2 separate regions of the Homo sapiens genome follow, and region 2 is linked to region 1. A link is a loop called in an ENCODE intact Hi-C map of the cell type or tissue named here. Cell type or tissue: heart right ventricle. All regions are shown on one strand. Links, peaks and the distances in the headings refer to the core of each region. The heading gives the core; the rest is flanking DNA. Region 1 has its middle 51 kb from the start of BANF2. Region 2 has its middle 5.1 kb from the start of RRBP1.

Region 1 (5,376 bases), core at 189-5,188:
CGATCACAAATGGACTTTGTGTTTCTATGGATTTGCCTGTTCTGGACCTTTCATGTAAATAGAATCACATGCTGTGTAGTCTTTTGTGACTGGCTTCTTTCACTTAGCATCATGTTTTCAAGGCAAATCAATGTCACATGTATGCTGTATATTTTCAAAAGCAAATTGAGAGGCTGGGCGCAGTGGCTCATGCCTGTAATCTCAACACTTGGGAGGCCAAGGCGGGCAGATCACCTGAAGCTAGGAGTTCGAGACCAGCCTGGCTAACATGGTGAAATCCTGTCTCTACTAAAAAATGCAAAAAAATTTAGCTGGGCATGGTGGCGCATGCCTGTAATTCGAGCTACTTAGGAGGCTGAGGCAGAAGAATCGCTTGAACCCAGGAGGCAGATGATGCAGTGAGCCAAGATCACGCCACTGCACTCCAGCCTGGGGGACAGAGAGACGTCTCAAAAAAATAATTTAATAAATAAATAAAATTTTAAAATTTTAAAAATGATCTTATCAAACATAAGTTATCCTGTTTCTTTCATTTGTATGCTTTAAACATTTTCCCTCATCATTAAATCTTTTTGGAAAAATGGCTGTTTTTTTTTTTTTTTTTTTTTTTTTTAAGATGGAGTCTCGCTCTGTCGCCCAGGCTGGAGTGCAGTGGCCCTATCTCGGCTCACTGCAACTTCTGCCTCCCAGGTTCAAGTGATTCTCCTGCCCCAGCTTCCCGAGTAGCTGGGACTTCAGGCGCACACCACCACACCAGGCTTATTTTTGTATTTTTAGTATAGACGGGGTTTCACCATGTTGGCCAGGCTGGTCTCGAACTCCTGACCTCAGATGTTCTGCCCACCTTGGCCTCCCAAAGTACTGGGATTACAGGCGTGAGCCACCTCACCCAGCCTGAAAAATGGTTTTTAACGGCTATGTGTATAACAATCCATCAAATTTGTGTCCAATAATGTGTTGATTTGTGCCTTCTCTTTTTGACTTTTTGGCTTTCAGTTTTTTCACCATTACAATCAAAGCTTTTATGAGCAGCTATATACGTATTTTTTAAAAAATGAATGAGTGAATTCTAAAACAGAAATCTTTGCAATATTTTCCATTCTTCTTTTAAGGAAGATGCCTAAGAATGCATTTAACTGAATAAGAAGGCAGAAACATTTTTAAGACTTTTGATTCTTACTGCAGCTGGTTTTTCTAGTCACCAACCTGGGGACTGGCTTCATGTTAGTCTGATGACATCCTACCCCATCTCAGAGTAAAACCAAATTTCTTAAGATGGTCTGGAAGACCCTGCACAATCTGGACCTATTCCTTCTCTCATCTCCTCTCCACCCTGGCCATACCGGCCCCTTGTTGGTCCTTAAACACACCAGAGCCGCTTGTTGGCAGAGAGGCCTCCCAGCCTCTGCACGGCTCCTCCTGTGCCTGGAGCAGCCTTCCCCAGCCTCCACCCAGCTCACTCACCCTTTAAGACTCTGCTTACACTTTCGCAGGAGGCCCTCTCATTAAAAACACCGCCCCTATCTCCTCTACCAGCTTTATAAAATGTTTTTTCTTCACAGTAGCCCTTATCATCTTCTAATATAATTTTAAAATGTACTTATTTTATTATGTCAACCCATTCAAATTAATCACTAGGGCCTGGCCCTGTGCCTAGTATGAGTAGGCATGCAATAAGTAAGTGTTGAATCAAGCCAATGGCCAGCACTGAGAGCTGGGGGCCTCTACTGCCCAGCCATCCGACCCTCTTCCCCGGCCATCAGTGGGAGCTCTGGTGTTCTACTAAGTCCCCGTCAGCTGTTCCTTCTTGACTCAGCTCTGGAGCAAACTAGAAAGACAACTGCCTCAAGGGTTGTTTGTTCTGCCTTGTGGTGAAACCTGGAAGAGGTTGACCCTGAGAGAAAAATTCGCTCGTGACTGGGGTGAGCAAAGGTTTGTTTCTGGGAGGCGTGCAAAGCTTCCCAGGGCTCACACAGGGTGGAGCCCTCCAGGGACCCCCAGTGGCCCACCCAACTTCCAGACCCTGACTGCCCATGGGACAGACTCAGGTGCTGTGACCTCACCAGGACCTGCCAGGGATCAAACTCTCATGCCCAAACAAGGACGGCAGCCCCCTGGTGCTCCTGAAAGCAGGCAGTTTCCTGAACAGCCACAATGTGACCCAAGCGATGGGGCGGGAGAGGAAGAACCCACGGGAAGCAGGGAAATCCCTTGGCTGGCTGAGTCCGGCAAAGCCGCGGGGACCTCTCGGGAACCTCCCCATTGTGTAACACTTCCGGCCAGTCTCCTTAGGCTTCCAGGGCAGGCACAGGATCAAAATTCCCAAACCTAATACAGTTATGTTTTTAAAGTGTCCATAAGTCAATGGACAAACAATGCCCCATAATTAATGGCCTCAGGGTTGGGCCCTCAGCAAAGGAAGCAAAATCAGAGCTGCTCGGGGTCACCCACAGGCAAGCAGGCCCCTCCTTAGACCAAAGGGCTTCTCTCTCACTCCCCATAAGGATGTTGTCCACCCAGGCCCCTGGGGGCCCAGCCACTACTGAGGTTACCCACTCCTGGCTCAGAACATTCTGGAATTCCTCCTTTGGAATGGCCACTAGAGCCCCAAGTGGTTCTCTATACTATTCTCAACATGGTGACGACCCATTTGATCCATTCTCAACAAGTCTTCTGAAGATCCATTTGAGTGACTGAGTTATGGAATATGGTCTCTTACAAAACTCTGTTGAAGTGTAATACCCACAGAAAGATGCACAAATTATTGGCGAACAGTGTGATGAATTTTCAGAAGTGACCACAGCCACTTAACTACCACCCAGGTAAAGAACAGGACATTACTGGCAGGCCCCTCGGGCCCCGTCTCAGACGGGTCCACTTTCCCACAGCTGACATCTAGCAGCAGAGAGCGTTTAGTCTATTTATGAACTTTATATAAATGGATGTGTAAAATATGTGCAGTTCTGTGTCTGGCTCCTTTCCATGTTATGTTGGTGTGATTCATCCATGATATTGTGTGCAGTAATAATTCATTCTTTCTCGTGGCTGTATAGTATTCCATTGTATGAATAGACTACTCATTGGCTATGACAGATAGTGCTGCTAAGCATATTCTTGTACGTGTCTTTTGGTAAACACATGCTCTCGTTTCTCTTGGGTGTACTTCAAAGTGGGATTGCTGAGTAACAAAGCATATGTATGTTAATTTCATTGGACACTGCCAAACAGATGCCCAACATGGTTGGACCAATTTATACTCCTGCCAGCCATGTACGGGAAGTCTGCTTGCCCCAAATCCTTATCGACACTGGGTGGGTCAGTCTTTTTAGTCTTATCAATTCTGGGGGAGGTGTAGTAGCATTAAATTTTTCAGGATTTTTAAAGTTAAATTTTAATTTTTTTAGAGGCAGAGTCTTGCTCTGTGACCCCAGGCTCAGTGATGCAATCATGGCTCACTGCAGCTTCAAACTCCTGGGCTCAAGTGATCCTTCCGCCTCAGCCTCCGGAGCAGCCGGGATTATAGGTGTGTGCCACCATACCCACATTTTTCAGTTTTAATTTGCATTTAGAAATATGGTCTTCATTGTTAAAAATCTTAACGTGTGGCTGTAAAAGACGGAAAGGGACATCCGCATTGTAACTAAAAGGCTGGTGGGACAGTCGCTTGCTGCCTGCAGAGTCCATTGAATAAGAGCGAGGTCCGCTATAAAGAAATTGATTTATTTTCAAAGCTAGCTTACGGGAAGAAGCACTGGTGTCCACCTTGCCTTTGAATGTATCACTTCATTTTTGGAACAGAAAGTGGGCACTTTTAAAAGGCAGGGGAGGGGCTGGGCATGGTGGCTCACACCTGTAATCCCAGAGCTTTGGAATGCTGAGGCAGGCGGATTGCTTGAGCTCAGGAGTTTGAGACCAGCCTGGGCAACATCATGAAACCCCATCTCTACAAAAAATACAAAAAATTAGCCGAGTGCGGTGGTGTGCACTTGTAGTCCCAGCTATTTGCGAGGTTGAGGTTGCAAGATTGCTTGAGCCTAGGAGGTGGAGATTGCAGTAAGTGGAGATCGCACCAGGGCACTCCAGCCTGGGTGACAGAGTGAGAACCTGTCTGCCAAAAAAAAAAAAAAAAAAAAAATTTGTTTTAAAGGCAGAGGAGGAAGCAGGCAAGGTGAGGGGTCCGAGTGTTAGCTTGGTGTCTAGGTGGTTGAGCTGGTGGTGGTACCAGGTGGTTGAGCTGGTCACTGCTGGTGCCCTAATGGGCAGGCTGTTCTCTTTTGAGGCAACCTCCTGGAGGGTGAGAGTTTCTTAAGGGGCATGCTTTGGTTTGTAAATTGACTGTTAACTCTCAAGAGTTCTGTCTTGGAGCATGTAGATGAATTTGCCCTGTAGGGAGTCTGGTGAAGGGGAGGAAAAAGGATATATTTGCATTTCTAAACGGCTAAGTAGGAAGTGGGGAACCAGGGGAATGAGAAAAGACATAGAAAAAAATACTTAAGCCATCTCTTAGAAAAATGGGGGTACTTACTTACAATGTTGGGTTTGTAATGGGGCTGTGAAGATAGCCCCAGTACCTGGAATCGGGGCAGCACTATGCCAGTAAGTGCCCAATGGGTCCACTCACCTGGGAGCAGAAGGTCTGATATCACTACTAATACATCAGTCCTGTACCATGTAAGCTTGCTTCAAAAATTCCAATCATCCAGGGGCTTTCAGAGACTTACAAAAAAAGGACAATTCTGAGGTCTGTTGAAGTTCCCTTTGCCAGGATTTGCAGACACTTGGGCTGCAGAATGCAGTGCCTCTCCAGGGGCTGGGGACTGGGGAGGGACCATGGAGTACTCTGTTCATGCAGGCACTCAGAATCCCCAGAAATAGTCTCTCACACTACGTATCTCTCCCTCAACCTCAAGAATCTGGGGTGCCCATGGAGAGAAGCTTGGCCCCTGTTCCAAAAAGTCTGTGTGATGGTGAGGGTGCTGCCTCCCCAGGAAGGTCTCAAGGCACTGTCCTAATATCCCAGGCAGGCCATGGAGGATGAAGGGGTGACAAGTGACAGCCCCTTTTTGGGAAATTACCAATAGCTCAGCGCAGAAGTGATTATGTTTGTCAACCCTAAAGTTGTAGTCTCCCCTCCTGTCCCACCCATGTCCTGTTCAACATTAGTCCTGTCCACACCAACTCCAGAATGTACCGACCATCTTCCCACCTCCATAGCTCATGCCACACACTACTTCTAGTTGGAAGAGGACAACTTTTCTCCACCAGCCCTGTTTCCACACCTTCCCTTCTACTCCCCTCCCTACCCTAGGCCTTTGGTCCGCTGCCCAGCAGCCAGAAGAATTATTTAAAAACCAAATTAGATGATGCAGTCACATC
Region 2 (5,376 bases), core at 299-5,298, 64 kb before region 1:
GGCTCTGTCAGGGCAGATCTGCACACCCTCAGGGTGGCCCGACTTTGACAGCCACTGCTGTGCCTGTGGACACCCATCTTTAACCCCCTGCAGCCTCGTCAGCTCTCCCAAGGCGTATCTGGGAAAAACCAGATCCATCCCTAGGACTAGATGGACAAGGGTTGCCTGTGGTGGGAGTGAGAGGCATCCCCCCAGGCTCAAGTCTTCTGCTAAATCATGCAGCCCTCCAGCAGCACGAGAAAGCCCATCCCACAGTCCAGCCTCCAGGCTGGGGCTCTCAGATGGGAACAGGTCATTTCAACACAAAGTCAGCAGTCTGGGAGCCCCCAGCCGGGGGAGTTACCCCACCCTGAGGGGAGCAGAGGCTGACAGCAGAGGTGTGAAGAAGTGGGAGGTAGCCAGGCCAAAAAGGGCACACTGGCGAGGAATAGCATGGGCAAAGTAAGGCATGATGTTAGCCAGGTGTGGTGGTGTGCCCATGCAGCTCCAGCTAGCCCCAGGACTGCTTGAGCCCAAGAGTTCCAGGTTGGAAGAAAGAAGAAGAAGAAGAAGAAGGAGAAGGAGAAGGAGAAGGGGAAGGGGAAGGGGAAGGGGAAGAAGAAGAAGACAGAGAAAGAGAAGGAGGAGAGGGGGAGGTGGAGGGAGAGGATGATCTGAGATCACATCATCTCAGTTTATCTGTTGAACAACTCAGTTGTTGGCAAAGCCTGAAGGGCGAGGGAGAGGCTGGGAAGAGCTGGTTCTACACAGGTGATCATAAGGGAAACAGGGAACTTCCCTGGGGTGGTGCAGATGTTTCATATCTTGATTATAGTGATGGCTGTGGTAAAACTCATAGGATTGTACACTCTTAAAAAGAGTACATTTGGCTTGGAAGCAAATTATGCTTCAATCAACCTGACTCAAAAAAAGGATGTATTTGGTTTTAGTTGTGTATTAAAAACAAAGCATTATTATTAGAAAAAAATTAAACATACAAGAATAATTACCTAATATGGTCCATTAACTCATGACAATAAATTGCAAATATTATCCGAAAGACTAGACAGGAAGATGGGAATATATTATATCTCACAGTTTAAAAAGAGATTTTGCTTTGTCAAACAACTATGAAAGGATGATAAATGACAAGTACAATAAAATATCATGTGAAAATAAAAGCCACTGTGATAATAGAGAACATGTTTAGGTTTCTTGTGCCAGGTACCATTTGAGACACGCTACAAATACGTAAAGTTATTTAACCCTCAGTACAACCCTATAAGGGAGGTAGAGTTATTATTTCCATTTTAGAGATGAGGAAACCGAGGCACAGAGAGAGCAAGGAACCTGCCCATGTCACAGGGCTCGTCGGAGGAGTTACATTGGTCCCCAAGGCTCATGGCAATAACTCTTGCATTCAGCGCCAGGTCGTGGAAGGTGTGCTGTGCCTATAGAAGGGGCAAGATTTGAGCCTAATCCTTTGAGAGTAGCAACTCAAGGAAGGGTTTGTGATTGATGACAGCTGTGATGACTCCTTTGACGTTCTATATTTTGGGTGGATGCTAGGTTTGGGGCCCACAGGGTTATAAGACCCACAATAGCTCAGGTGAGAGGTGACAAGGGCTGGAATGGGGCAGTGGCAGGGGTAGGAGGTGCAAGGTCCTTCAGGAGGGGTATTAGGACATGAAGTAGTAGCAAGTGAGGCTTAGAGACCAGCAGGAGTGAAGGAGAGAGGGGTTACCCATGAGCCCTGTTTCTGGCCTGAGTGATAGGGAGCATGGTGGTGTCACTGCTGGGGCAAGGCACACAAAAGAATGAACAGATTGGGGACAGAAGCTGGGGGAAATGTTGTATTGTATTTTGACATGTTGGATTTCAGGAGCCTAAGGCAAGTCCAGGTGGAGACAATGTTTCCGTAGGTCTGAGGCTCAGGGGTTGTTGTCAGGGTCAGTGATGCAATTAGGAAACCTAAGCATACCCTTGGAGGTTCAGACCCAAGGACAGCAATGACTATAACCAGTGGATAGGGTGGGAGTTGCATGTGGATGGGAACAGGAGAAAATGCTTGAGTCCTGAACAGAGAAAGGAAAAAACCCACAAAAGAGTATGTATCAATCAGCTTTTGCTATGTAACAAACCACTCCCAAACTCAGTGGCTTAAAACAAGTATGGTTTCTTATCAGAGCTCACACATCTGTGGGTCAGCTGAGGCTTGGCTGATCTTGGTTGGCTCACTCATAGGTCTCTGGGTGGCCTGAGAGCTCACCTCCAGCCTGGGCTTGGCTGGGGCACCTTACAAGCTCTGCTGCACCTGGCTCACCCCCTCTTCCTGTGATCAGCAAGCTATAAGGGGCATTCCCTTCTCACGGTGATGGTTGAAGGAAAAGAAAATAAGCAGAAATACATATACAAGGTGTATTGGATAGGTGAGCCCAGATTCAAGGGGCGGGGAAATACAGGGAAGGGTAAAGCAATGGCACCAGTGATGCAATCAACTACTGAGTCCAAGAAGGAGAGATGGAAAAGGTAAATCAGGTGAGGATGGCCTCAGCAAGGGAAGAGAGTTTCAAGAATTGGGGATGGTAAGCACTGTTAAATGTAGCCTAAAAATCCAGCAAGATGAAGACCGGGGCACATGGCAACTCAGGAGTCACCAGGGACCTTGGGGAAACAGCTTTAGAGGAGGGGTATTTGGTAAGGACACCACCAGATCGTGGAGGGCTAAGAAATGAATGGGAGTGGAGAAGGTAGAAGGAATGTACATCCATTCATCCGACAGATGAATCCAGCTGAGGACCCACTAAGTGTCAGTCACTGTTCTAGGTGCTGGGGAGAGAGCCACGAACAAAGGAAGGGTCTTCTCTCACGGAGCTCACATTCTAGTGGGAAGAGAGATAGTAGACAAAGCAACCAATAAATAAGTAAGAAGAATTGAAGTGGTGCAATGGGCTACAAGGAAATGAGAATGGGCTCAGGTGATGGAGAGGGATGGGGATTTGGAGAGGGGGAGCGCAGTGGATGTGAAGAAGATGGACAGAGAAAGCCTCTCTGAGGAGGTGATGGTTGACCTGAGACTTAAATGACGAAAAGAAGCTGATCTTGTCTTGGGAAAAGGAAGGGTAAGTGCAAAAATCCTGGGTCAGGGAGGATCTTCGCAGCTGGTTCAGGGAACAGAAAGAAGGTTGTGTGGCTGGAGCTCATGGGCAAATGGAAGGGAGAGAAAGGAAGGGGGTCTGCAGGCAGGAAGGTCCCAGACCACGGAGGCCTGAGGATACCATGGGAAGCTGAGGTTGGGTGGGAGATTTAAGCAGAAGAATGATGCAATCTGATGTGCATTTTCAAAGATCACTTTAGCAGCAATGTGCAGGATAGATTGGACAGTGTAATGGAGGATTCAGGACTCAAATTAGGAGACTGTTCCGAGATTCCAGGCAAGACATGGTGGATGATGTGCTGGTAAATATTTAACAACTGGCTCTCAGGTGCAGATGGGGATGGGGGCACTCCCTGATTTACAGCATCTGCCAATTTCTGTGGTGTAAATATTCCCATCAGAGCCAATTGATTTCAAGCTATGGAGTCATTGAAGGCAAAGATGGGAAGAAATTTGCAGTAGCACACCACTGTCTACTATTTCTACCATAAAAATATGAGAGACACAAATCATTCCAAGAGTATAGATAGTAGTACAATGTACTAATTAGGAAGTGATGGTTTTGAGTATTTATTACCTTTGTTTTTAATATGATCTATTTCATTTTAAGTTTATATAATTTAATTTTTAATAATGACCATGTTTAACCAACTGCTGGAAAAATTCCTAAAAATGTAACAATCAGCTGTCATAAGCAGGCTGGCTCTACCATACCACTAGATACAATAGTCATGTGGATCAGAGTGGAGTGTGTGTGTGTGTGTATCTGTGTGTGTGTGTGTGCATGTGCACATGCATGCCTGAGTGCATGGGAAAGAGAGAGAGAGAGACCCAGCAGGATTTTTAAATGTTAGAAAAATGAGATGTGCATGTTCATGTTGGCATTTCTGCACCCATATCATCTCCCTGTCTGAACTGTGGATTCATTAGGGTCAGTGGCTCTACCCAATGTTTAATTATGAACACCTAGTCCAATGCCTTTGTCCTGGTAAGAATTCTCCCTACCTGGGTTAGATCTCCCCAGAAGCAGACCCTGAGAAAAAGTGTTGGAGTGAAAGCAGTTGGAAGGTGATCCCAGGAATTACCAGTAGAGAAGTGGGGAAGTAAGACAGGGAATGTAAGGAAGTCAGTGAACAGTGCATCAACAGCAAGTTACCACTGTGAACAGCTGACGTGTAATACCATTGAGGAACTCTCTTGCTTCCAAACTGAGAAGCAAGGAAGCAGAGTACTTATTCACCAATTCCTATTCATCACTGGTTGAAGGCTGCTCCTGGAGGCATTAGCTCTCTGGTATTTCCAGCCCACACCTCAGAGAAAGCACTTAGGAAGAAGGTTGCTGGTGTTTGCAATCACAGGCTGTTGATATGCACAGGAATGGCAGAGGGGATGTGGGCAAGGTGCCAACAGTGTCTGCTCCAAAACTCATAAATATTTATTTAATGAATGAACAAATGAATAAATGAGTGTAGGACCGTTTGAGCTTCTTTAAACACTGACTTAGAGTTTTAAAACAGAATAGAGGCTGGGCACAGTGACTCACGCCTGTAATCCCAGCACTTTGGGAGGCCAAGGTGGGGGGATCACCTGAGGTTAGGAGCTCGAGACCGGCCTGGCCAACATGGTGAAACCCCCTCTCTACTAAAAATAAAGAAAATTAGCTAGGCATTGTGGTGGGCGCCTGTAATCTCAGCTACTCAGGAGGCTGAGGCAGGAGAATAACTTGAACTTGGGAGGTAGAGGTTGCAGTGATCTGAGATTGCACCATTGTACTCCAGCCTGAGTAACAGAGTGAGACTCTGTCTAAAAAAAACCAAAAAGCAAAAAACAGAATGGAGAGCCTTCCATTGCATAGTCAGCACATGTATCACGCACTTTTGCAAAATTTAAATCAGAGGACCTATGTGATATCCCAGACAATTAAAATTCTGCAATAGTTTTACTCAAAACCAGAGCAATGTTGTTACACAACAAAAATCTCTATAGACTATAGTAATTGTCAAAACAAAAATAAAATATACACAAAGGAAATAGATGTAAGTGTGAACCCAAGTTGCCAATTTTTGTGGCTGCAAGTGGTAGTAAAAGAGAACTTGGGAGAAGAATATTTGGTTTGTTCTGTGCGTAATGTTAGAAGTGAGCTTACAGATAGGAGTTTTTGCAAAAAATGACAATGATTGACTTAGTGGCTGGTGGTGAGTCCCCAGAGAAAACAAGAAAAACCAAAATAATAGGTGAAT

What was found. Hi-C counts contacts between places; a loop is a spot of excess contacts. Peaks named below come from ENCODE experiments on the same cell type or tissue, not always from the same donor. Only the 100,000 strongest peaks of a DNase experiment are listed, where the experiment ranks them.
Region 2: a loop joins it to region 1, with 2.4 times the contacts of the local background. A loop is called at or near these places in 9 of 110 quality-filtered maps.

Annotation. Positions count from the first base shown.
Region 1 is chr20:17,748,383-17,753,758 of GRCh38, forward strand. No RefSeq gene overlaps it. Among named protein-coding and RNA genes, the nearest start is that of BANF2, 51 kb to the left of the region's middle. RefSeq lists enhancers at 2,164-2,716, 4,042-4,747. In heart right ventricle, for the core only: no CTCF peak of the experiment used is centred there; a DNase peak (open chromatin) is centred at 2,209; H3K27ac peaks cover 1,010 bases.
Region 2 is chr20:17,684,686-17,690,061 of GRCh38, forward strand. No RefSeq gene overlaps it. Among named protein-coding and RNA genes, the nearest start is that of RRBP1, 5.1 kb to the left of the region's middle. In heart right ventricle, for the core only: no CTCF peak of the experiment used is centred there; no DNase peak of the experiment used is centred there.